2 separate regions of the Homo sapiens genome follow, and region 2 is linked to region 1. The links are chromatin loops, found by intact Hi-C in ENCODE. Cell type or tissue: CD14-positive monocyte. All regions are shown on one strand. Links, peaks and the distances in the headings refer to the core of each region. The heading gives the core; the rest is flanking DNA. Region 1 overlaps NXT1-AS1 (NXT1 antisense RNA 1). Region 2 holds the start of LOC107985449 (a long non-coding RNA gene).

Evidence for each region. Hi-C counts contacts between places; a loop is a spot of excess contacts. Peaks named below come from ENCODE experiments on the same cell type or tissue, not always from the same donor. Only the 100,000 strongest peaks of a DNase experiment are listed, where the experiment ranks them.
Region 2: a loop joins it to region 1, with 5 times the contacts of the local background. A loop is called at or near these places in 2 of 110 quality-filtered maps.

The regions. Positions count from the first base shown.
Region 1 is chr20:23,339,119-23,342,032 of GRCh38, reverse strand. All of the region lies in intron 1 of NXT1-AS1 (NXT1 antisense RNA 1), which reads left to right. Among named protein-coding and RNA genes, the nearest start is that of NXT1, 10 kb to the left of the region's middle. RefSeq lists a silencer at 1,360-1,409. In CD14-positive monocyte, for the core only: CTCF peaks have their summits at 1,124 and 1,323; a DNase peak (open chromatin) is centred at 1,352.
Region 2 is chr20:22,916,109-22,919,022 of GRCh38, reverse strand. It overlaps LOC107985449 (a long non-coding RNA gene), which reads right to left and starts at 2,321. Exons shown (of 3, transcript XR_001754537.2): 1 at 2,041-2,321. In CD14-positive monocyte, for the core only: no CTCF peak of the experiment used is centred there; no DNase peak of the experiment used is centred there; H3K27me3 peaks cover 2,094 bases.

The DNA.
Region 1 (2,914 bases), core at 113-2,612:
GGAGATGCTGAGGTGCTTGGCAAAGATGGGACTTGAGAGAGGCCTTGATTGATGAGTGGGCTTTGAATAAGGAATCAAAGAGTCTTGAGAGCTCAGAAGTGAGCGGCAAGCACTTTTTGTCTCCCCCTGCAGCCTGGGAAAGCTGAGTGGAGCAGACAGTGAGATACCCTCTTCACTCCTTTCCAGACCAGGGTTTTCTGGCCACAGTCTTGGACCTTACTCATGGCAGGGCAGGAATGCCCAGAGTTAACACCCAAGAGCATCCTTCAGTAAGGACAGATGGGAATTGGAGGGTTCCAACCCTTCCAGTCCCTCAGGCAGGACATCTCTGAGGCACACCCCGCATCATCCCGGAGCTCCCCAGGGACTGAGCCAGGCACCTGCAGTGCTGCCCCTGTACTGGCTTCCCCCTGCCCTACCTCACATCCCCATACCCCAACAGGTGCCCCTGGGATCACCTCTCAAATAAGTGGCTTGCAGTGCAATTGTTGTCTCAGGGGCTGCTGCTGGGGACTCTGTCTAAGCTAGGGAGCAAAGAAAGGACTTTCTCTCACTGTTGAAACACCTGAAGAATGTCTAGATGGGTTTTCCTGGTCCCTTGAAGGGTCAATGCCTTGGCTAACAGCTCTCTTTTGGTGCCAGACAGTAACAAATCTAATGCAAACTACAGTTCTCAAAGTGAGGGAGCGTCAGAATCCTTGCTAACACTAGGGTGCCAGAGCCTTAGCTTCAAAGTTTCAGACATAGCAGGGCCAAGGGAGGCCAGAATTTGCATTTCTAACCAATTTCTAGTCATACTGGAAAGCCGGGACCACACTTTGAAAACAACTGCTCTTGACTAGAGAATAAAAGTAGCCTGGGTTGAAAAGTGCTCTGCAGCTTTTTTAATGAAGTAAATTATTATTTTACACTCTTCTGCAATTAGTTCAGCCTTGACTGTTGAGCTTAGTTTTCCTTTTTTTTTTTTTTTTTTTGAGACGGAGTCTCGCTCTGTTGCCAGGTTGCAGTGCAGTGGCGTGATCTCAGCTCACTGCAACCTCCACCTCCTGGGTTCAAGCAATTCTTGTGCCTGAGCCTCCCGAGTAGCTGAGACTACAGGCATGTGCCACCTTGCCCAGCTAATTTTTCTATTTTTAGTGGAGATGGGGTTTCGCCGTGTTGGCCAGGCTGATCTCAAACTCCTGACCTCAGGTGATCTGCCCGCTTCGGCCTCCCAAAATGTTGGGATTACAGGCATGAGCCACTGCGCCCAGCCAGTTTTCCCGCTTTTGAAGCTGTCTGATCTGTCTTGCTCTTCAAATCTGAATTGCCATTCACAGAAGCAGCCACACGAGGGTGGTCTAGCCTTTGACAAGAGCCGCTCTGCTTGCGTTGTAGACAGGATCTGAGTGACACCTTTTCTGATCAAGAAACCAAAGTGTTCCTTCCCTATATCAAACATAGGGCATTTAAAAAGTCCAAGATAATCTCCTTTGTCTTGACAGGTGGCTGCTCAGAGAGGCTTTTTTGTTTTTCTCTAGGATATTTTAGAAACGGTTTGGGAAAGCAGAGGTCTCTGCCTCTCCAAAGCAGCACAGCTTTTAGTGTGGTTCTATTTCAAATTCTGAGGTACTGTCTCAAAAATGCTTCCTGGTGAGCATTTTGGTCTAATGGCTGACTTTGGCACTTTGTCCCGGGATGGTTCCGAGGCGATGAATGCACAGTGTACAATGGGATGACCGCGATGGCATGTGGGGGATCAGCTCAGGGTGCCGGCGCAAGGCCCCAGGCAGCCCGTTCTTGCCAGCCAGTGCCTATGACCAGCGAGGGGTGGGGGCATCGAGAAGATCCTGCCCCTCCCCACGACCCTACCCCTTCTCCCGTGACATCAGAGTGTCATCCCAGGTGGAATATTCCCAGTATCCCTTCCTGCTCCCAGCTGTGGGCCCCTGGAGGGCACTCCGGGTGATGAGGATTCTCATCCCTGCTGAGTTGGAAAGGGGCACCCTGACAGGAGAGCTGGCCATGCCCCAAGCCTCCCCAGCCTTGCCCTCTGCATTCCTTGAGGGCCCTGTCTTCATGGGGATGGGGGATGGCAGCTGTCAGCAACAGGCCAAGTGGTTCTCTCTTCTGTCCCCAGCCTCGAGTGGAAGCAGAGGCTGCATTAATTTAATTTAAAAATTTAAGCCAAAGTTCCAACTCGTGGTACAGAGATCCAAGAGCATAGAAGGTTTGTAAGGAGAGCAGGTACCTCTTGTCCTGCCCCTTGCTTTCCCTCGCATTCAGGCTCGTGGGGTAAACACTTGCAACTGTTCCTATGTTTTTGTTCTTTTGGCAGTTACCTCTGTAATTCTAAATAATGAGCTTGTAATTCAATTGCTTGACTTATCAATTTTGGACAATCTTCAATGACTATTACAATGGAATCTTACAAAATAGTCTCTTAGCTAATTTCATTAGATTTAGTTCTAGTGATGACCTTTATAGCTTTAAATATGTAATTCCTCTCTGCTTCTTATTCCATCAATGATAGAGACTGTTGTCTAACTCTCTGCCCTCTCGGACGGGGATAACAGTTCTCTCAACCATCTCTTCCTAAGTCCCATCTCTGTGACTAACCCTTGAGCTGCTGTCACCTCCATGCTCTCCTCCACCTGTGGAAATAGAACCCTGACTTGCGTGTGGCCACTCAGCCTGAAGACCATGCTTCCTACTTTCTCTCCCACTAGCTGTGGCATATACCTCATCTGGTTGATGAGATGTAGTTTGAAGTGTTGTGTGGGACTTCCTAAAACTAGGGAGGCTAGGCCATCTCCCATGTCTTCATTCAACTGCTTGAAATGCAGATGTGATGGCTGGCACTTTGGCTGCTATTTTGGACCATGCAGATGTGGGCCAGATCCTAGGGATGGTAGAGAGGAGGGTGGAAGGACTT
Region 2 (2,914 bases), core at 234-2,733, 420 kb after region 1:
GTGGAAGTGAGAGTGGAAAAACTCAGGAGTTTTGAGTTGTGACCCAATCTTGGGATGTAAATGAAAGGCAGTCATGGTTTACAAGGGGCTGTAGTGATGGAGAAGTAGGGGAGGTATTAATCAGTGTTTAAAAAATAGAATCAACAGGACTTCCTAATGCAGAATTTAAGAAAATGTGTAGAGATTAATACAAAAATAACACTCTGATTTCTTTCTAAGGAGCCTGATTGAATGATTGCATCATTGATCAAGATAGAAAGTACAGTAGAAGGGCACCAGGAAGACAGTGAGTTCAGTTATTGATTTCAAGGATTCTGAGGAACATCCAGACTTGTAGATAGGTTCACACACATGCACATTCACACACATGTGGGATTAGGGGAGCATGAGCCACACATGGTGATTCAACCCCCTTTCACAAGAAAAAATAATAGAACATGTTACTATCATAACTGAAGAATACAACAGCTTCAAAGATGTCTTCAACACAGCTGTCTTGGAGCACAGGGTTGTGTGTGTACACTGGCTGTTAGGAGTGCTGTTGCTTAGATACCAAAGAGGCACATTATCTGGATGTTTCCACAGCTGTGTCCTCAACTAGCTTTTGGACCTCAGGCAAGTCTCTATCTTGCTGGAGGCCACTTTTCTCACCTTTCTTAATTCTCTTTATGTAAATCATTATCAAATATAGAAGCAGACATAGTCACACATCATGTCTCCTTTAACAGATCAACATTGAAAAGGAAGCCCAAGATCTCAAAAACAAAACAAAACAAAACAAAAACAAAAACAGAAACCAGCATATTGACAAACTATCTTATTAGGCATGATTTCCCCTTAGCTAATACTGCTGTTGTTCTTTCCTGCTCTATCTGACACTACCACCCTTAAGACATAGACCTCCCCAACTCCTCCGCAGCCTAAGTAAGCACTTCCTCATCCATGTTCTGATAAAAATTCATAAATAGCATAGTGTTTGGATTACCCAAAGCATAAAATAAACACACTTGAGTCTATAATATTACAATATAAATAAACGACTGAATAAATGAACAAATGGAGAGCAGAGACAAATCGTCCTTACAGAAGAATTTCAAATAATATAGAAGGTGCTTTTCCCTTCAACAAGTGGAATGTAATCTTTCTCCTCCATTCAAATGTGAGATGCACTTAATGACTCACTTCCAAAGAGCAGAGTATGGAAAGGGAAAATAGTGCACCTAGAGTAGAAAATCCTGGCGGATACCACCTTAATCAATGGTCAAGATTAACAGCACCAGTGATAAATCGCATTGATATCATGTACTCCCTGATATGATATAATAAGAAGGGTACTACACTTCGATCACATTCTTTCCTAAAACCTATATTCCTAGTCTATTCATAACCAAATGTAGAAAAGCCAAATTGAGGTGCAATCTATAAAATATCTGACCATCATTCCGCAAAATTGTCAAGTTTGTGAAAAACAAGGAAAGGCTGAGAAATACAGAGCAGGAGTCAGAAGAACTAAATTCAGTGGGCGATCCTAGAGTAGAAAAAGAACATTAATGGGAAATCTGGTGAAATTCAAATAAAGTAGAGAATGTAGTTAATAATATTGTACCAAAGTTAATTATTTAGTTTTGAAAAATGTACCATAGTTAATGTAAGATGTTACTATTATGGGAAGCTGTGTAAAGGGTATACCAGAAGTGTCTGTACTGCCTCTGCAATTTTTCTGTAAATTTAAAATTATTTAAAATAAAAAAGTTTATTTATTACTTATTAGATTGTAGCTCTGACTCAGACAGAGCAGTGTGTGGAGGCTCACATCATGAATTTTAGCTCCAGAACGACTGCAGGAATAAATTAGGAAATCCAAGAGGACCCACGGATCCTGTAAAGGAAACAAATTGCTCCTGCAGGACCCAGGAGACACCCCAAATACCGTGAGTGCCCATACTGTGGAAGTGGGAAAGGGGGATCCTCTGCCCCTGAACACACACCCCCACTGGGGAAAATGAAGGTCTAGTTTACAGGAGAATATTCTGGTCTTACCTGGAGCTGAGTCAACGTAGACAGCTGAGTGAAATACAGGAGTAGAGGAAGCAGCAGGAAAGGCCCTGTGAGCTTGCTGGGTCCCCAAGCAGGCCATTCCTGCCTGTCATCACAGGGATCCTTCAGGAGGGTGGCCAGAGGTGTGGGGAAAACGCCACAAGGAGAAGGAAATCCCCAGCTGAACTTTGTAACAATTTGAATGGGCGGAGAAGCCTCCTGGCCAGAACTTGGGGAGGGCACGAATCCTCCAGCATGCAGACTCCACAGGCAGGGAAAGAACTAAAGTCCTACTTTCTGTTGCAGCTGGGAGGTGGGTAGCCTGGGGCAAGTTCTCAGGCCTGCTTGCCCACTGCCTGGAAACAGGCTTGGTGCTGTTAGGGGGAGCATGGTGGAAGTGAGACCAGCCCTTTCGATTGCGTGGGAGCTGGGTGAGACCTGTGACTACTGACTTTCCCCAACTTCCCTGACAACCTGCACGACTCAGCAGAGGCATCCACAATCCTCCTAGGAACATAACTCCACTGACCTGGGAACCTCACCCCTATCCCCAGCAGCAGCTGCAGCAAGACCAGAGCGAGGAGAGTCTGAGTTCAGACACACCTAGCCCCACCCCCACATGATGGTCCTTGCCTACCCACCCTCGTAACTGAACACAAAGGGTATATACTCTTCGAAGTTCTAGGGCCCTGCCCACCACAAGTTCCTCTCTATACTACTGCAGCTGATACTCTCGGGAAAGTGCCACCTCTCAGCAGGAGGCCAACCAGACCAAAAATAGAGCCAAGTGGGGAAAAGTTGAAAGCATGCCCTCTGAGAACTGGAACAAGACAGAAAGTCAACAAAGAAACAATGGATTTAAACTATATCTTAGAAC